Regions from separate parts of the Mus musculus genome. Here regions 2, 3 and 4 are each linked to region 1. The links are chromatin loops, found by intact Hi-C in ENCODE. Cell type or tissue: heart. All regions are shown on one strand. Region 1 overlaps Gm35240 (a long non-coding RNA gene). Region 2 overlaps Gm35440 (a long non-coding RNA gene). Region 3 has its middle 82 kb from the start of Gm35440. Region 4 has its middle 5.7 kb from the start of Gm35189.

What was found. Hi-C counts contacts between places; a loop is a spot of excess contacts. Peaks named below come from ENCODE experiments on the same cell type or tissue, not always from the same donor. Only the 100,000 strongest peaks of a DNase experiment are listed, where the experiment ranks them.
Region 2: a loop joins it to region 1, with 3 times the contacts of the local background. A loop is called at or near these places in 9 of 42 quality-filtered maps.
Region 3: it touches region 1 in a loop (7-fold over the local background); 8 of 42 quality-filtered maps call a loop at or near these places.
Region 4: it touches region 1 in a loop (2.4-fold over the local background); 3 of 42 quality-filtered maps call a loop at or near these places.

Annotation. Positions count from the first base shown.
Region 1 is chr12:77,566,526-77,571,525 of GRCm38, forward strand. Gm35240 (a long non-coding RNA gene) reads left to right here. Exons shown (of 4, transcript XR_381707.3): 2 at 2,973-3,186. Among named protein-coding and RNA genes, the nearest start is that of Gm35240, 15 kb to the left of the region's middle. In heart, CTCF peaks have their summits at 1,949 (motif pointing left) and 4,168 (motif pointing right); no DNase peak of the experiment used is centred here; H3K27me3 peaks cover 1,887 bases.
Region 2 is chr12:77,778,968-77,783,967 of GRCm38, forward strand. Gm35440 (a long non-coding RNA gene) reads left to right here. Exons shown (of 4, transcript XR_381711.3): 2 at 3,680-3,796; 3 at 4,548-4,640. Among named protein-coding and RNA genes, the nearest start is that of Gm35488, 31 kb to the right of the region's middle. In heart, a CTCF peak has its summit at 2,608 (motif pointing left); a DNase peak (open chromatin) is centred at 2,344; H3K4me3 peaks cover 477 bases; H3K27ac peaks cover 281 bases; H3K27me3 peaks cover 437 bases.
Region 3 is chr12:77,665,207-77,670,206 of GRCm38, forward strand. No RefSeq gene overlaps it. Among named protein-coding and RNA genes, the nearest start is that of Gm35440, 82 kb to the right of the region's middle. In heart, a CTCF peak has its summit at 2,813 (motif pointing left); no DNase peak of the experiment used is centred here; H3K27ac peaks cover 781 bases; H3K27me3 peaks cover 206 bases.
Region 4 is chr12:77,058,257-77,063,256 of GRCm38, forward strand. No RefSeq gene overlaps it. Among named protein-coding and RNA genes, the nearest start is that of Gm35189, 5.7 kb to the left of the region's middle. In heart, no CTCF peak of the experiment used is centred here; DNase peaks (open chromatin) are centred at 1,935, 2,645 and 3,055; H3K4me3 peaks cover 886 bases; H3K27ac peaks cover 887 bases; H3K27me3 peaks cover 399 bases.

The DNA of each region.
Region 1 (5,000 bases):
TAAGAATCACGGCTAGAGTTCAGAAGATGCTGCTCCCAGGCTAGTCCTCAGCAGAGCTAGAGGGGAGCTCGACTTCCATTTTCAGGATGGAAAGAGAAAAATTGCCTAATAAATCACTCAGCACTCACTGACAGCCTGCTGGGAGGGGCACGAAGGAAGGACTTGAGAGAGACGCTGGAGCTGAAATGTGTCCACTAATTCTGTTAGACCACGGATTCTTTAGACACCTCTGCCCAGACCCAGCTAGGGCCCACCCAAGTAGGTAGGGGAAGGAGGGAGGGGGGGAAGGGCAGAATGGAGGCTGGCAGGGCGCAAGAGAGTGGGATTTCACTCAATGTGCAGGGCAGAATTCTGAATACTGTGAGCCCCAGGTGTCGCTTGTGTTGCCCTGTATACTCAGGTCTGGGACCCCGAATCCATTGAATAGCACATGCAGAAAGAGCCAGCACACTTTGACATGGTTCTAGCAACAACTTAATCTGCCTTTAAACTCCCGCTTTCCAGTGGCGAGAAGTCAGAACAGGTTGAGAGTTGGCTCCCCTCGCCCCATCTTGGGAACTTGGGGAAATGAGAAGCATGAGTGCCTGTTACTGTGTCTTTAAGTCTACGGTGGAGGAAACTTGTGGTCACTGCTTCTGTTACCTGTCAGGTCTTGGCTGAAGCCACATGTCGCTAGGCACTCTGTTTGTTCCTAACAGTCTGCAGGTGGTATTGTGGTGGAGAAGCCACTGATCCTGGGTGCTGTGTGTGAGGGAGTCCTCACCACTCACAGGTATGGTCAGCTCTTCCTCTCTGGTCTTAAGACTCCCACCGCTTTTTGAAACGAGCTCTTCCCTTCCAGTCTTCCCTGGGTGTCCTACTCTTCCAGGTGGGCAAGTGCTTTTTCCTGGGCACTTGCAACTTCTGGCTGTAGCTCCAAACTAAAGTGCCAAGAAAACTCTCCTGAGGTGAAGGATCCCAGATACCCCAAACAAAGACCTCTTGGGATAGGAAAGGGGCATGCACCTCTCATTTTCTCAGTCCCCTGAAGCCAAACTGAGGCAAATTATTTTCCCAGTCAGCAATTCAGGTTTGGTAGAGGTGGCTCCTTTTGTATCTACATAGTTCCATAGAAGCAAAGAAGCCCAGAGACGTGAGGTCAGTGGCCTGAGCACCTTTGCTGCTCTCATACCCTTTACTTCATCATCATCATCATCACTAATGCATGAACATGCATACACTAATGCATGTACACACACACACACACACACACACACACAGAGAGAGAGAGAGAGAGAGAGAGAGAGAGAGAGAAAGGGGAGGGATACTCCCCAGTATAGAACCATTGAGCTCTGTGTTGACCTGCTAAGCTGGTAGCGATAATTTATTTGAAAATAACTAAATCTTCCCTGCAAATCCATGTTGTCTGTACTTGTTCCTGCTCCTGTCACCACTATTATCAGAACTGCCAATCACATCAGAAATCAGGGAGGGACGTGCCAATTTAGGTCATTGCCCGCCTCTCCCTGGAGGACCATGTGAGTCCTCCCCATCTTTGCTAGGACTGGTCTCTAGAGGTCCCTGACTCGAAGTCCTGTCACTCCCTGGGGAGGATGGCTAGATCTCATCACGAGGACAAGCTTTCCTTTATTATCCTTCTCCAACTTTCTTTTCTAAATGTCATCCTAGCAATCATTAATCAGTGAATAAGAAGTTATAATTAATAGAGGCCCGGATCGTTCAAGTGGAAGATTATTCTTTTGAATTCTTGTATTTTTCTTGGAAGATGTCCTCGAGTTAATTATTTAGTATTTGGATTTTATTTTATTTTTTCGAGCTCCAGTCTTGTATCTGAAATGAACAAATTGATCACAGCCATGTGGGGGATGAGGGGATGATGTCTAAATGTTTGCAGGAGACTGGTGTGAGGAATCTAAGCAGGGCTGGGAGCTCTGCTGCTCCCTCTGCTGGTATTAAAGATTGGAAGCAAACAAGCCGCCAGCCTCAGAGCTGTCCAAGCCCTAGGAAAGCTCTGGGGTGCTCAGGGCACACCCAACAGAGACCAGAGCCTGCAGGTCAGATTTCAGGATGACTGGCTGAGAGTGGAGGACCCTGGTGAGCAAATTAGCAAGGAGAAGGTAGCACAGGGCTGGATTTGGTGGCTGCAGGGTCCCTGAGACCTGTCACCATTTCTTTCAGATGAAGCCATCTTATGTTTCCATGCATATTGGAAACACAGACCATTTCAAGTTCTACACTGAGCTAGAGGAAGACATTGTTCAAATGTGAGACGCAGGAGAGTGCAGATTTGAGACCATGCAGAGTCCTCGGATGGAAAGTTAAACGGGAAGAGTGAGTGGGAGTGTCTCCAGAGGTACTGGCCTTGCCTGTATCACGCAGACTGCCTCTCTCTTGCTGGTATAAGGATCATATTCCCAAGTACAGTTCATATTTATACCCCGATTCCCTTGTTGCACTCGCTGGTATCAGTTGTTTTTAAAGAGGACACCACTGTGTATTTTTCCCCTGGCTCAGCAACTTCCGGAGGAGTTCTGTTATGCCACCGCTCTCTGTGTGGTTCCGTTCATATCTTTTTGGCATTAGGTTACAATGCCTGGACCACATTCCTGCTGACCTCAGTTCACTGGTCTTGGGGATGCCCTGCGTCGACATCTGAAACGGCAGCAGGGCTCTATGAAGGGGAGGCTGGGCAGCTCCAGGGGAAGTCCTGAGCTATGCAGGGATGAGGATGAAGTGGCAATGCTGAAATCCCTGTTTGGGGGCCTGAAAGTCATTCATTTATTCACTACCCCACCAGACAATGACAGTTGTTTATCTGCCCCTGTAGGAGCAATACACTACAAGATGAGCCTATGCCTTTTAAGGACAAATATTTCATAGTTAGAGGTCTTTTCACATTGCGGTCAATTGCTGGCTAAAGTGGACTCGATTCTCTTCTTGTATCCGATTTTATTTTTATATTGTCTTTGCAGTTTCCTCCCCTTAGAGACGACTCTGCCCTTGAATGTCCGATGTTCTTCTGACCAGTAACAATGGCAGGAATAATGACACGCAGTTTGGCCATCAGTAACTGAGCACTTCAGGACCCAGCAGAAAGTCACCCTGTGTCGGAAGAACAGAGGTTACTTGGAGTAGTAGCCATCCTTCCCTGATGGTTACCTTCCTACCTGCTGTGCTCTAGTCAGTGTAAGTTCATCTACCCCCTCATCCCCTGCTGACCGAAGAGACACCAGTGAGGCCAGGTGAGAACAATTGTCTTAGTGACTCGTGGACATACCCCTCAACTGTACTCTTACAAGTCACTGTTTTAGGATAATTTCTAATATGGCAATATCACACACACACACCAATTGGGGAGGAAAAGCATGGCTATAACAAGGGCACCTTTACTGTATTTACCTTGTGCTTATGGTAGTGAGCACTTGGTGATGTTGGTCAGAGCAAGCAGAGGGAGGGGAATGGGGAGGCATTCCTGGTGTTGCCTAAAATGGAGCCCAGACTTGACTAGCTGGTTGGACACAGTGTTAAAGGAAATGAGAGGATGCTAATAAGACATACCCTTCTCAGGGATTCAGAGGAAAGAGAGACTACGTTGGGTGGCAATAAGGAAGGGGAGGCCACATAACAACAGGAGCTCTACTCTGGGCTCCAAGAAGGGAGGAGTCTGACTGTTTATCCCTCATAGCCTTGTCATTACCTCCTGTAATGTGAGAGGAACTTTTGCTACTGGGTCCTCTGTCCTGTGGGCAAGGGGGCAAGGGGATTCATACTTATATGATTTATTAGACCATCAAGCCTGCTGTGTGCCCTGGGTGTCAAGGAGCCAGGACATCACAGCCATTTCTATTGATCATGACTGGTTGGCTGTTCTGTGTACTGAAGCAGTAGGAGGGGACTCTCAAGGAACATCTGTATAGGCTCATACTACTGATATAGGCTGCCTCTAAACTGGACTTCGATTCTACTCTATAAAGAGTGGTCTTCAGGGGCACCTCTGTCAGTTTCAAATGGACGGCTTGCTAGACAAGTGGAGTCCTTGGTCCCCCGAGCCTCCTATTTAGGGATTAGGGGAATAAGAATCTGCCCATTTTGCAATCTCTCCTGATGGTGCTTCAAGGACTGGAAAACCCCTTTTTGAAGTATCCTGTCCTATGCCTGCAGGACCAGTAGGGGGCCTCATGTAGAGGCAGGCCCCATGGCCAGGGAGCAGGTCCAGGGCTCCCTTAGTTCTTGACAGGACTGGTTTTCCATACTATATTCCTCTCCCTGTGGCTTCCCCAAATATTTCCAAACTAGAATTGCCAGAACAGACTTTTCTAAAACGCATGCTTCAAGGCTCCATCTGAAATGCAGTAAGTCCAAATCTCATGGGCTAGGGCCCAGGAATAAACATTTAATTCTAAGAAAGAAAGAAAGAAAGAAAGAAAGAAAGAATAGATGATAGCCCCAAACAAAGTTTCCAGTGGTCTTTGTGCTCAGTCAGTTATGGGAATGACTGGGTTGCTCCTACTCTGCATCATATATAGGTGACGCTCAGCAGTGACCCATTCTTAAATCAATACTCAAGAATCAAAATCCATAACCAGCTTTTTGGTATATTTACTTGGGCCTTTGTGCTTGTTTTCCCCTTTTATTTTGGGGGCGCTCTGAGTCAACTAATTTTTGAGTCTTGGGAAAACAGAGAAGAATAATAACCATGAGCTTGTGGGAGGCAAACTGAGACAACATACCATCTGCAGTGAAGTCGGCATAAATCCCCCAAATGGCACCGAGCTGCCAAGATGACTCTCTAAGGCTTCCTGTCTGCCTCAGTGGAGTGCGGGCCCTGGAGAGGTTCAATTATCCTCCACACATGTGCTTTTAGGGAGCCCAGCAAGAGAAGGATCTGGAACGCTCAGTAATGAGGTTCCCAGGGTTTCAGAATAAAGGGAAGGGCAGGTAAATGGGAACTCGACTTGCGATTCTATTGTGGCTGTGATTGCTAATCATTACCCAATGTT
Region 2 (5,000 bases), 210 kb after region 1:
TTGGGGTTGAACAACCTTTTTACCGGGGTCACCCAAGACCACCAGAAAACATAGATATTCACATTATGATTCATAACAGTAGCAAAATGACAGTTATGAAGTAGCAATGAAAATAATTTTGTGATAAGGGTCATCACAACATGAGGAACCGTATTAAGGGTCACAGCACTGGAAGGCTTGAGAGCCTCTGGGTTACACGGAGAAAGCAAGAAACCCAAACAGCATACGGGGGCATGGCGTCAGAGGACACAGAAGTGGTGGGAGGATTGGGCCACACCGGTTTGCAGGCCATACTGATGGCAGGAGTGTCAGCACATTGTAAAGGTACTGTGGTGGCCCAGGGGACTCAAAGCAAGGGGACAGAGGTGGCAACTGAATGCAAACACAGAGATTTTTAACAGTCCTAAAATGTAGATGATCAAGGTGTCAGTGCATAAGGGCTGAAAACGAGATGGAAAGTGGTCTGGGCAAGAGTCCACAGATGAAGAGGAACAGCCAGGAAGGAGAGGTGAAAAAATCTAGGGGAGTCTGTGGGACAAGGCTCAGTAGTTGGACACGGTGGCACAGGGCTATACCCTCAGCCAGGTAGAGAGACTGAGGCAGGAAAGTTTCAAGTTTGAGGCCAGCTTGGGTTATACAATGAAACCTTGTATCAAAATAAAATTTAAAAAGAGCAATGGATATAGCCCAGCGGTAGCACATGCAGGGCCTGGGTTCAATCCTCAGTAGCGCAAGGAAAAGAAAGGGGGCCACCAAACGGGCTCAGGGTTTAATTAAAGCAGGTGTCTAAAAGCTCTCTGTTATTGGGGGTTACCCTATATATAGACTGGGGTCTCTCTCCTGTCACCATTTCTGGGTTTTGTTGCTTTGTTTAGGCTTGCAGCTTGCAGGTGGAAGGTGAGGAGAAGGGGGCTGGTGGAGCACCTCACTTCGTCATGTATATCTGCCGGAGAGATGAAGACTAAATGGCTTTACCTACTTAGAGTGGCAGTTTATTGCCTGTTTAGCTTACAAGACAGCAATCCCCTCCCTGAAGGGGAGGGCAGCATATAAATGCAATTTACGTCTCTGGCAACTACCTACAGCCTTCCCTTAATGAATCAGTCAGACCATCATGGGCCTCCAAATTGGGTCCTCTGATCCTTTCAGCTTCCAGGTTCTTGCTTTCAAAGTTTATGACTGAATTGGAGACTATTTACAGCAAATGAGACATTTCTGTGAGCCTGGGGGAAGGGGCTCTGATAAACCAATGGTAGAGAATGGCAGAAGATGTATCTAGATGGCATTGGGGACGTGGGGATGGGGGACGAGAGCAATGCCAGGGATCAAACATACTGGACACAAGCTCTCCCAGCCCAGCTATATACCCTGTCCCTCCCCAGCAGGGTTTTTAAAGGCATATTTACATTGTCTTGATCTGTGTCTGGAAAAGGCATGGAGACAGCAGCCACTATTGGACTTAACAAATTATTTGTGTCGACGATGAAGTCCAAACCTACAGTAAACATTGACTACATTTGACCTGTTTTAAGCACGAGGAATTAAGATGGATCTAGGTTTCTGTGTTAGTCAAGGTTGGGGCAGAGATCAAAGAGTATGCTCAAAAGAAATGGCTGAAGATAATTAATGCAGGGGCTGTTTCTAAGCAGTGTTAATGGAAGGCAAAAGGGGTTATGGAAACCCTCGCCCATCTGAAAATCTCTAACACTCCCAGGCATCTGTGGGGAAAAGGGCTGTGTATTCAGGTGGCCCAGTGCTTCCCTGATTCTGAAAGACAAAGGAGCCACACTCTCTCACCAAGCCTTCCTGAGCCAGCCACACAGCTAGGTGCAGAGGAAGGCTCAAAGTTTCTGAGTGGCAAGCAGGAAAAACCCACCCGTGAACACAGAGGCTTGTTCAGAATCGTACATTCATTTGGATCAATATATTTATGCTGATCTATGGGCTTCATTGTCAATGCTCCTCTGGTTCCATGATGCAGTTGAACCCACATCAACAATACTAAACAAGCCAACGAAACCAGCCCTGTTAGCTCAGTACACGGCGGCGCTGGCGAGGCTGGAAGGGAGCTGTACTGAAGCGAATTGTTTGGTAATTCCTGGACTTCCCTTCTGAAGTCAGCTGTGCCTCTGGCCACTGGCCTCTTTTTGCCCCACCCCTCATGCAAAAGGAGCCAGGATTTTGAATTATTGATGAAATCAGACTAAATTTGGGGATTACATGTCTCCATCCCGCCTGTTGTTTGTCCAGTAAATAGCATTTCCTCTGTAAAACTGGAGCTTTCATCTCAGGAGTGTGGACCAGACTTAAACAGACATGGAAGCTTCCCTTGGAGAAAACCTTCTGTGATGCTGGAGCGCTTTGATCTGCGCGCTCTCGGCTGCCATGAAAACACAGAGGCCGCCAGGACACTTTCCCCTTGGCCCGATTCACTTCCCACTGTGGAGTACACAGAGAAACAGACTTTGCTCCTGGTCTTTTTCCTGGCTCAGCTACAGCCTCTCTCACTGGAATTTACTAATTTCTGAGCAGTTAAAATGTTCTCTTTGGTGAGACAGAATCCTTCCGGGGCCCTAGTGGAGACTGGCAGACCTGCTCAGACAGCGCCCTCTGCTGGACACTTCTGGGATCGCGCGTGCCTGGAGGGCCGGGCCAGTTCTGACCTGTCAAGGTGGCAGTCACAGCTGGGTTGTTGAGACACCTGAAATGTGTGTGCGACCTTTTTTTTTTTTTTTTGCCTAGAACACCTCAGTCCTTAATAACCAAGATGCACAAAGAAACCATAGAATTGAGGAAGACACCCCCCCCCGATTTGTCATAATAGAGATTTCTAAACAATGTGCAAAAATCCCTAGGGTATATAAGACTAATAAATTGGACTATGTTAACACCAAGAACATCTTTATGGCTGAAAAAAAAAACATAAAAACTTAAGAGACAAAGGGGCAAAATGCTTTCAATATAGGATCAGTATCTAGAATATATAAAGAATCTCTTTAATAAAAAGAAATGAAAAAATCTAATAGGAAAATATTGCAAAGATACAAAATGCCAGTTCACAGACAAAGAAGTACAAATAGCCCATAAATACACAGCAAACGTACTCAGTTTCATGGTCAAGCAGGAAAATGGACTCCCAAACCCTAGAAAACATCTACAAAAGCTAAGCCAGCTTATTTCCATATTCTGCTGTCAGGGATACAAGCTTTGTAGAGTGACTTGACAGCAGCTACTAAAATGTGAAGTGACTTACATGGCCGCCTAAACGGAGCTGGCTAAGTACATCGGCTCATCCAAAAACACAGATACAGAGCAACGTCTTTGTTTGCTTAGTGCAGTGCAGGGCGTGAAACCAGGGGCTCTATGCAAGCCACACCACCAGGGGCTCTATGCAAGCCACACCACCACCGTGCCACTGAGCTATGCTCCCAGACACTTTTTTTTTTTAAGATTTATTTATTGATTATATGTAAGTACACTGTAGCTGCCTTCAGACACTCCAGAAGAGGGAGTCAGATCTCGTTACAGATGGCTGTGAGCCACCATGTGGTTGCTGGGATTTGAACTCTGGACTCTTCGGTAAGAGCAGTCGGGTGCTCTTACCCACTGAGCCATCTCACCAGCCCGCTCCCAGACACTTAAGGTAGACTTTAAAATAATGTATTATGTGTACTGACAGGTAAAGAACTCAGAAACTACTACTGACTGAGCAAAGACGATGAAGCCACGGAGTGACACATGCTATCATGACATATGTAAAAAGCCTAACCATACAACACAGTGTGTTTCTCTACAGGTAAGGTAACATACATGTTTAATGCATTGCAAAATGCATGAGGCTCATTTAACTGATAGGGAGAGCTACCTCTGGAATAAAAATGAGAATAGAAATGACAGATGTCTGTCTTCTCTGTAATGTTGATTTTTTAAAGAGGATGCCTTCATAGATTACTTGAAATGACTAAAAGCTACTTTTAAAAGAAGAAACTTTTTTGTTTATCCTATTAATGCACTCAGAATGGTCAGAGGGTCTTGCAGCTAAAAAGTAAAACAGGGCCTTAGGTGATCCATGGGAGGGGGAGGGGGTGTGAAGTAAAACACACCATGGTTGTCATGGAGATGGCTTCATTCACTAGCAATCACCCTGAACATCTAGCTACACATAATCTCCAATTACTAATTATCTCCCATTCAATGTCTTATTTGTAAGACTTGGTTCATAGACCCTATGGTAATAATCCTATTTAAGGTGGTTGGTGTACATGGACTATCTCATTTAAAAGTCCTTTGTGTCTCTCTTTCTCCTCCTTCTGTCCATACGAGGCCATTTAGGTTTAGAGATATTAAATAACTTTCCCAAAGACAATTAGCTGATGTGTGGGCTGGATTTTTCCTAACCAGAGAGCTTTCACATTAAGACACTTAAACTATATCACACAACTGTGAACAGCTCTGTAGTCTTTTTAATGTCCAAATATTCGCTTCCTGTCAGACACGCTCCTGGTTTCTCTGACTCTCATGCTGCATTCCTCGTCATCACATTGTAGCTGATTCATTTGTGAGCGGAATCAACCACAGGACCAGGTGCTGTTCCAACTCCAAGACGAGCAAGAAGCCCGATTCCAAGCGACGGCCGCAAGGTAACTTCAAACAAATTTTGGGGCCCAAGCAATTGACTAAAACCCAATAATAACGGTTGTTTTTAATTCTGTCGTCAAATTCAACTTGGTTCATGTTCCACATCTGAAAATGTTCCATCACAATGTGGAATGCATCCCGTGGATACAGCCTAATGTCATTGATGACCATTCCTGCCAGGCAGAGAAAATATGTCTAGCCTCAGAGATTATAAGATGTGCCCCAGTGAGACTCTTGAGTTCCCTTTGGACAAGAGGTGGGCCCTTTTGTTCTAGAAAGGTTTTCCAGTGATGTTTCTGGAATAACGTGTGAGTAAACAGGGCATTGGGCTTACAAGTCAGTTCTAACATTACCTATCCATC
Region 3 (5,000 bases), 99 kb after region 1:
GACACGTTTTTGATTCAGTGAGAGACCCTGTCTCAAGGCAGTAAGGTGGATAGAGATAACAGAAGATACCCAACACCATCCGCAGGCCTCTATGTGAATATGCACAGGTACAGGTACCTGCATCCTCACATGCACTGCCCCCACATGCACAATAATTAATAAATTAATTAATTAATTAATTAATACGTAAATGGAGGAAGGATTCATTTCTGCTTATCTTCTCAGTCCATGGCTACCTGGGCCCGTGCTTTGTGCTTATGAGATGACACAGTAAATCACAGCAGATGCAGTAGGCATGTGGTAGAGGCGGTCTTTCAATTTATGGTAGCCAGAAACCGAGGTGGGACGTGTCCCTTTGAAGGTCGATGACCTAATTCCTTTCCATTAGCTATCATCTCTCCGTAGTACCTCACGTTAGCAATCACGTCATCAACACACGGCCTTTGAGGGACAATGTAAGATTCAAGCCACAAGAAGCATTGGCTGTAACTTCTGCGACCTCTGAGAGAGTTCAATGCTTAGCCTCGCCTCCAGCCTTGCTGGCTGGCAGTCCAGTCTCAAAACAGCTTCTGTAGCCCAGGCTGCAGTTCAGACTTTGCTCAGCAGCTGTAAGGGGCCACTGAGGATCTTGGTAAGAGACTAATTAAACAGTGCTGCCCTCAGTTCTGCTAGCCAGGCAGCAAGGCCCTACAGTGAAGCCACCATGGCTCTTTAGCAGCATAGCTGGCTCCCATGGGGAGGCTATAAAGACCCTCTGCTGCATCCAAAGTTCAGCTCAAAGGCGTTCACATATCCTGGGTAGCTCCTCATCCTGTGGCCTCTTCCTCTTCCTTCATCCAGAGTGCCCCAGTGACAGAAGAAACAGAACAAGACCACAGGGTCTGTGATCTAGACCTCGTATGCACGATACTCCCTTATCGTAAATATCCATCTCGACTTTGCCCTTTATTGCATAACATAATGCTTATTTTCATTTAAAATCACATTAACTGCTTCCGATGAGGTGATTTTACCCAGATCTTTAATCGAAGTAGCATGCCAGGATGTCGGACTACCCTCAAGCCCGGCCTCCTGTGTGTTGTGACCCCAACAGCAGCAGAATGCCAAGCTGTAGACATCTAACTGGGAGCACCCTGTAGAACCTCAGTTGGACTTTTTGCTCGCTTCTTCCCACTTGGATGCTCTTCTCTTCTTGAGTTATCAAGCTCCTTACACTCCAAGACCCAGATGTTTTCTCTCAATTGAAAATTACCCAGCTTATTAATTCAACAGAGAACCCAGGAGAGCCCCCTTCCTGCTGGCCTCCCCAGCCTCACTCCTTACACAGAGACTAGCTCAGCTTTTCTTTGAGTAGCACTTATGCAGATCAAACAGTCAAGTGATGACACAGCATTTTGCCGCTTCTCTCTCAAAGACGCGTATTGAACAATTATGTGCGTGGGAGAGGCGCCAATAACGGAGCACCTACTCTCCTGCCAAGCTTCATAGCTGTTGTCCCCTATTCAGCTTCCTGAGAGGCCCACAGACTTGAGTTTGTGAAATGATTTGCCTAAAGCCATACAGGTACTTTGTAATAGAACCCCCTCGTCGTTCTGTTGAGGTAAAAAGCACACTCTTACCTTAAAGGAAACAAGGGGCAGTTTATTCTGGAGCTATTTTGAGGGGCCATGAGAACACAGATTTAGGTTAGCTCCAAATTCTATGTCCTAACGTGGAAGCGGTTTCATGAAGTTTTATAGTTTTACTGAGCAAAGAAAGTGGGTATAACCAGAGAGGTGATTGGTGACTCGCTTTTCTGTAGGTTTGAGATGTTCTCTGATGGCATCGGTAGCTTTTGGGTTGGTGGAAGCTAATGGTTTGCTAAGTTAGTAGATTCCAAAAGATTTTTAATCTATTAACCAAAAGATGCTAGTTCTGACACAATAAAAGGGCAAGGAATGATGGATCCAGAGGGCTAGAACTAGCCTCAGAGAAGGTAATTAGCCCCCCACCCCCACCCCCAACCTGACCTGTCACACTGCAGTCTCTGTACAGTACTGAAATTCTAACCAGTCAGCCAGTCTCTGCAGACACAGCTTCTTCTCAGGAGTTTCCGTTCTCAGTTCTTATCCCATTGTTATGGAACCCGACTTTGGTGTGTATGCATGTGGTGTGCAGAGGACGATGTCAGGTGTCTGACTTTTACTCCCTTGAGATAGGGCCTCTCACTGAATCTGGAATTAGGTGTGGCAGCCAGTAAACCCCACTGATCTCCGGTCTCTGTTCCCTATAGCACTGGGGTTACATGTGACAATACAACCTCTCCTGGCTTTTTACCTGGGTTCTGGGGATTCAAACGGGTTCTCCTGCTTGTGCAGTAAGCGCTATGAGCAGTTAATTCACCCCACCCCACCCCCGCCCCCAGCCCTGGAATTTGATTTTGAAGCCTATTTTTGTCCTTCTGGCTATGTGAAGGTGCCAGTGGCTCCTCGTCATCTTGTGAATTGGAGCCCACTACAACACTCTGTCCACAGGCTGAGAGTAACCACTGAGGGTCTCTGAATGCCAAGTGACAAGTGGGATCCCTGACAGCATGGTGACAGCAACCTAACAGCTTCCAGGATAGCTCGAGGCGGGTCTACTCTTCTTTTCTCCAGTCCTTACACATCACTCTGCCAACAAGAGCCAGAATAAAGGATGCTTTTTAACTACTTAAAGAGTTGAGAGGAGGCTTGGGACTCTCACCAGCCTTTCCAAAGAGAATAGGAGGGACCAGTTCAGCTTTCTGCACACGCAGGTCTAAGTCTCCAAGCTGCTCACATGCGCCCTCTGCAGGGCTCTGACAGCCTTGCGGAAGGAAGCTCGGCTGTGGGCCGCAGTGCTTCAAGAGCCCCCTCAGAGGATTTGTACCCCAGTCTGGCTCCTTGGTCTCTTTTCTCTCAGGAATTTCCCAGGTCTTGGATCTCCAGACGCTGAAACTCCTGGTCTCCTAGGCTGGAGGAGGTCTGCTAGCAGGAGTGAAATGCTCTCATACCTTCGAGGTCTTGTGTTTTGACCTTGACAGGGTTTACTGACTTGGATAATCAAAAATTAGATGTCCAAAGTTCAGAGTACCCAGTGCCTTTTTTTCTGTGCATGATGCCACTGTCTCTGTTTGTACAATTTGAGCTCCAGATTGTGATGTTATAAACGGGGGTGGGGGGTGGGGGGAAGGTAGGTCTCCTCTCTTTGCTTTCCCTTCCTGTCTGCAGCTGCACGAACCCCAAAACCTCTTCTTACACACACACACACACACACACACACACACACACACACACACAGAGAGAGAGAGAGAGAGAGAGAGAGAGAGTTGTTTTAGTCAGCAGCACAACTCCAGGAAGGAGGAGATAAATCAATGTTTGCTTAAGGAGTTAAAAAAAACAAAAAACTCCCCCTGGAAAAAACAAAATGTGATTTTTAAACTATCAAAGCAGGCTTTAGGAATCACAGAGGAAACTAAACCCTGGAAGCTGGTGAGTGGTACTGGGTACCACCAGACTCCCTGGGCTGTGATTAATCACCAGGTGCCATCTCTCTCCACCTGGCTCCCGCTTCCCTGCTATCCCTGGTTGGTCACCTCATCTTCTTCTGTCCCTGTGGGATCCCTGATCAGCCCACAGAGAAACAATTGAGGCCTAATGTTAAGATAAGATATACCCCCCACCACCACCACGTACACACACACACACTAGCTCTAATTTTAATTTTGACTTCAGCTCCTCATCATTGCTGTTTCTGTCTAAGATGTGACTGTGTCCCTGCTGTGCTGGCAACAATAAGCATCAACATCCCAAGAGACTTCTGGGATTTAACAGTGCTTTGTTTTGTTTTTGTGTCTATAGACAATGTCTCACTATGTAGCCCAGGCTGGCCTGGATCTCAATATCGTACTGTATCCATTTCATCAGTGCTGGGATTAAAGGTGCATTCAACAGCATCTGGCTTTAAGCACAGCTTCTTGCTATTGCAATCTAATTTTTAAAATGTCATGAGAGCCAGCAGCCTTCCTACGTAGACCTGGGCTTCCAACATGGTGTCAGTCTTGAAGCTTCCCTCTGATCAGACCTTCTAAGAGCAAAGAGCTAAATTTAGAAGTAAATAAAATAGAAGAGAAAAGAGGAAAAAATATCTATCCAAACAGGACATGTGACGAGGTGATTTTAAAAAGAGAGAAACCTTCTTCCACTGAGAAAACTTCCCAAATTGCATGTTTTATAGGACAAGAGCAGAAGCAGGCTCAGAATTAGGAGTTCTTATTGAAATTTTAAAATGAATACACATAAACGAATATGTATATATGAATTTCATATATGATTGGAACATAAACACATTCTAAAACATAAATATAGACTCAAAGAATACTCATAAACAAAACACACTCTCATAGCCATCACTCAAACCAGGAAACAGAATGTAAATGACACAGGACACACCAGGAGTCCTTTAGCCATGGCAGCCATTGCTCTTATTGACCAAGTTTGAGCTTTGTGGCTTTGTGGGAGAATAATCCCATAGCATGGACTCCTTTGTGCCTGCCTTCTTTTGTTTAACATTCTATTGGTAAGAGCAAGTATGGTTTATTCATTTTTCATTATTGTGCAGTATTCAACTGCCTGACTATATCATTGTGTAGCTAGTCTACCACTGATGGACTTTTGGGCAGCTTCTAGTCTGGTTCTTGTGAATAATGGTATTCTCAACAATGTAGTTTAGTCTTTGAATTCACATGGAGGCAGATCTAGTAGTGCTGTTATAGGGTCATGGAAACACACACACACACACACACACACACACACACACACACACCACACACCACTTGAGGTACTGACAAATTGTGACCAAAATAAATGAATTTAGACTTCTGGTAACCCCACACCCAGTAGTATCAACAGTCTGTGATCAGATAGGGGTAGGACACTTCGTGTTTGTCATTTAATCATCATTTCTCTGATATGCCAACATTAAATACTTATTTCTAAACT
Region 4 (5,000 bases), 510 kb before region 1:
GCTACTTTCCTGGTAAGCGAGGGAGTGCAGAGAGACAAACTAATAGAAAAAAGCTAACTGATTAGATGGTGATCCATCCACCCCTCCCAGAAGTCCAGATAACAACTTAGTTTTGGTTTAGTGATGGAGAATGTCAGTTTGATTTCAATTTTTCTTCTGGTCTGTTGAGTCTATACAGAGCTTAGTCCCAAGCGGTAGCCTCCTGTGATGTTCCTGTGACACTCCTGTGATGGTCCTGTGACACTCCTGTGATGTTCTTGTGACACTCCTTTGATAGTCCTGTAACACTCCTGTGATGTTTCTGTGACACTCTCATCCCTGGCTCACTTTTCCCACTTTCTCACTTTGTGGGATCACTGACCAAGCTAACTCCTTGTCCTCAAACCTTTGCCCCAGTGTCTGCTTCGTGTGTACTGGTGGTGGGGATTGAAGCTGAGGCAGTGACTCTGGAGAGCCTGTCTGTCTCTAACAGGAAAACATAAACTACGCTGGCTGAAACTGGCACTCCTCTGTCAATTCAGCTACTGGTGACAGCAGAAATTGTTAACAACTTCCGTTTACTGATAGCTTCCTTGGAAGGGATCATGACCCCATCACGTTCTCCCACACCCTATTCAGAGCAGTCTGAGGGGACTAACTATGCTCCTTTATCTTCTAGTTGAGGAAACAATGACACTGGGGCAGAATCTTAGAAGTTGCTAGTGCCAGAGTTGACATTTGACCTTGGCAAATTTTGTTCTGGAGTGCAAACTCTTGACCACATGATTAACTTTACAAACTATTAACTACTAAACAAGCCAAGGGTCTGGGAAGGCCTGCACAGTTCTTTGTGTGGTTTGTTGAAGCATCTTGGGATGACTGAGATGGTAACATAGGTATGGAGAGAGTTAAGAATTAGAAGTCTGAATCCAAACTACCTACAAACCCAAGGTCCTGGAGCAAACCGTTTCTCAGCTCTTAGCTTAAACTTCATTTCTAATGTGAGGTTCAAATGAAATGAAACCTATGGTTGATTTGGATGCTATAGGGGATACACCACAGCTTCCCACCACCCTTCTCAAGGGAGGGCTTTCCTTAATAACTTCCAGGGCACAGGTCTCTTTCCTTGAAAGAGTTAGCGTATATGGGTATAAGACGTGAATGAAGTAGCATGGTGTAGTTTGCCTGGCCCAGGTTTGCCTGTTTGTTTGTGCAGGACAATAGGCTTGTGTGATGATAGAACTTAGGATCTGATAACTCCAGTTTTTACTTTACTTTTAGTTGCCCCAAGATTCAGTTTTCTGGTCTGTGAAATGAGGAGAATAAAGGGAGACTTTGGAGCGAGTTCAGAGGTACACACAATGTGTTGGTCGAAATGTCATGGTCAGAGTAAGGGGTCTTTATTATTACTCTTGATTTTAGAACAGAAAAACAAACAAACAAACAAACAAACAAACAAACATGCAACCCCACTCAAAGATGTAGAAAGAGAAAAATGGAACCCACTGCCTTTAGGATCCAAGAATAGACTTACTAGCAATCTTCATCTGCTCAATGCAGGGAAGGCAGGGAAGTCCCTTAGTCACAGTTCCTATCTACATTCAGATCACACATCTCACCAAAGAAAAAGATAAAGATGGTGGAAGCCATGGACTGTCATAACCGCATCAACATATCTACAGCAGTGGATGCATACAGAGACTGTACTTAACAAACAAAAGTGAATACTTCCGAATCTCAGAGCAAACAAAATCGGTGCATATTGGGGGTGTGGGGTGTGGGGTAATGTCCCCAGCTGGAGAAGAGTCCGGGTGGCTACTTAGACTCTGCTCAGCAGCCAGGCATGGACTTTGAAAGTAGCTGGTCAGGGGTAGAACTTCAGGCAAGGGGTGGAAAGAAACAGGGAGGGGTGGAGAGAAGGAAGCAAGGACTCCTTACACAGCAGCACGAGGCTGAGGAAGTGATTTCCCCTACCCCGCCCCGCCCAGGGGCTCATGGGAGGGAACCTACTGGTTCCCCAGACTCGTGAGAACTCATGCTTCGGAGGGTCTTATAAGTGCCTTTTGGAAACTCAGCATTTGTTAACTTGTCACCGCATAAAGGCAGGAGAGAAGCCTGACATTTTTCTGACGCCTGAAAGCGAAAGAAGAAAGGGTTCTTACTGTCAGGGCCACATCCTGAATGACAGGGGTCAGTGTGTGCAACCGATCCGTGTGGGCGCAGGCTTCTAATTATTTCCTGGATAACCTGTTATCTATTATCCATCAGGCGCCTTGCCAGAATATGCTAACGTCTCCAGAGTTCCTGCTCTGGAGTCTGAGGAACTTGTTTTCATTTTTAAAGGGGACGCAGGCGTTGAGTGACAGCAGCTGGGTATCACAGTAGAAGGGCTACCCTCTGTTGGGCTTGAGCTGATAGAGAGCAAAGGCTACTAAGGTGTGGGTGGGACGGGTGGGGTCAGAGTGGGGCGCCCGAGGGGGTGAGGGGGCCCAAGCCCCTGGTCAGAAACAAAACATTTTCTCCTCAGGACTCCTTCCCTCAGGCTTCTCTTGGAGACTTGGCTGTAATCAGAAATGTCTGGAAATTTTTTCTGAGAAAGTTGAGTTTTCTTAGGCTGTAGTCATTTGCTGGACAAACACGGAAGCTCTTCAAAGAACCTTCTTCTGGGAGACAGGGAAGGGAGGATCCACACCCAGGCGAGCTATCAACTATCAGTCACACCCTGGCCTATATTTGTACTAAAGCACAAAGAAAAGTCAGCCAGTGGGAGGGGACCACAAATATGGGACATTGTTCTGTTTTCTAAAGATAGCCCTTGTTCATTTATTTAAAATTTGGAAAGTCCAGGAAAAAAAAAAGACTAGAAGTTGATTTCTCAGAGGCCCATTGTCCTTGTTAACATTTTGGCTTAGGATGTACCCCCTTCCGCCATGTTAATTTATACCAACCCTTGAAAGCCAGGACTTTTAAGCTAAAAATATAATGCTTCCCTTTCATTCTTTGGAAGCGTGGGGAGGGCAACGTGTTGTTTAGCGCTGGAGTTTAAGGTCAGAGTTCTGGAACCCTCAGAAGGCCCATGTTGCCAGGCTAAAGGTGAGCCCTGCTTACTCCCCAGGGCCTGGGATGGCTAAAATCCAGGGCCTTTTGTTTCAAACAGAGCAAGGGGGTTAAAAGAGTATTCCAGTTATCAAAAGCCCACAGACATGGGGCCAGCTCTCCACGGAAGCTTCCAGAAAACTAGAGAAGGTGGAACAAAGTTATCGAAGGTTCAGAAATCGGTTGAAAAGGGACAGATGAGGTAATCAGATACTAGGTGGTTCCAGATTTCTGCCATGGAGCAAATTCCAGGCCAGAGCTCAGGCACAGAAAAGCAAGCCAAACTCCAAGCTCTTAGCGGAGCAGACAGGCCAGGAGAGGCCGGGTGGTGGGAATTGGCCTAGCAGAATGTAAGGGAGGCAGGAATTACACAACGCTGTCTCAAAGGTTTGACGGGAACATTCTGCTGAGCACCAGGCTGTATGGGCACGGGATCATAGGCAAGGCTCCAGGAGATGACAGAAAAAGCAGTTTTAGGGGCACTTACAACATTATACTTTTAAAAATTAGGTTCTGAATTTTAAAAGATTTTTACTTTGTATATTCGTTTTGCCTACATGCCTATATGTTTTGCCTACATACGCTTGTGTGTCTGCTGCCTGCAAAGGTCAGAGGAAGGTGTCAGGTCCCCTGCAACTGGAGTCACAGATGATTGTAAGTCAGTCATTGTGTGGATGCTAGGGGTTGTATCTGTGTCTTCTGCAAGAGCAGTCAGTGCCCTTAACTACTGAGCCATCTCTCCAGCCCTAAATAAGTTCCTTTGGACAGAAGAATAGAAATATTTGTTAAAGAAGGCATTGGGTTGCTAAGTAGGTAACTAAGCGGGTTAGAGAGGAACTCTGAGCTTCATGTCTTAAACCTGTTGCTTACAGGAATCTTTCACACTAGTGCAGACTCCTTGAGAGGCCCTCAGAATGTCTGTGAGGTAAAATTGATTGGCATGTATCAACATTATTAGAAAGAAAAGTGAGACTTTGTTTAAACCTTTGTTTGTTTGTTTATTTTGATTTTTTTCGAGACAGGGTTTCTCTGTGTAGCCCTGGCTGTCCTGGAACTCACTTTGTAGACCAGCCTGACCTCGAACTCAGGAATCCACCTGCCTCTGCCTCCCAAGTGCTGGATTTACAGGGTATGTGTACCCCTATGTCAAGCAGTAATAACACTGTTTAAATGGACAAGAAATGATAATATACAAACTTTAATGTGAATACTGGCATTGATAGTTTTGCAAATCTCTTTAGCATCTGGCAGAATAGAATAGCTGAATACTTGTGTCCGTTTTGGGATTCAACACACTGGGACATGTTGTTTCAGTACAAGTATATGGAGAAAAAACTAGTCTCATTCAAATCTAAGATTTGGAAAGAGATAAATAGGGGCTACGGAGACAGTTGATTGGGTAAGAGTGCTTGCTGTGCAAGCAGGAAGACCTGGGTTCTAGTCCCGGAGTCCCCAGAAATGTAACGCACGGCCAGGTGCACTGTAACCCCAGCACTGCAGGGTGGAGAGAGGCAGATGCTGGGGTGCTGCCTGCCTCAACGCAGAGTCTGTGTTCAGCGAGAGGACTCATGTTAAGGTAATGAGGTGGGGAGCAATAGAGGAAGACATCCCATCCTCATCTGGCCTTTACACACACAGATGCACACACATGTATAACACAAACACACACACAGAGATGCACACCAACTCACACTCACACAGAGAGGAACAGGAGAAAGGGGAAATAGTTAAATAGCCTTTCCTGATTTACCAGTTTTCTTTTGATACCACATGAAAACAGAACATGAGCAAGTTTATCCTTCAGACACTGATTATGTGGAATCTGAAATCAGGTATTAAAAAACTTAAAAAAAAATCTTTGACATCAAGGTCTCATAACCTTTCTTTCACTTTGAATCCATCTTTGCCTCTGGATTATTTTGTAA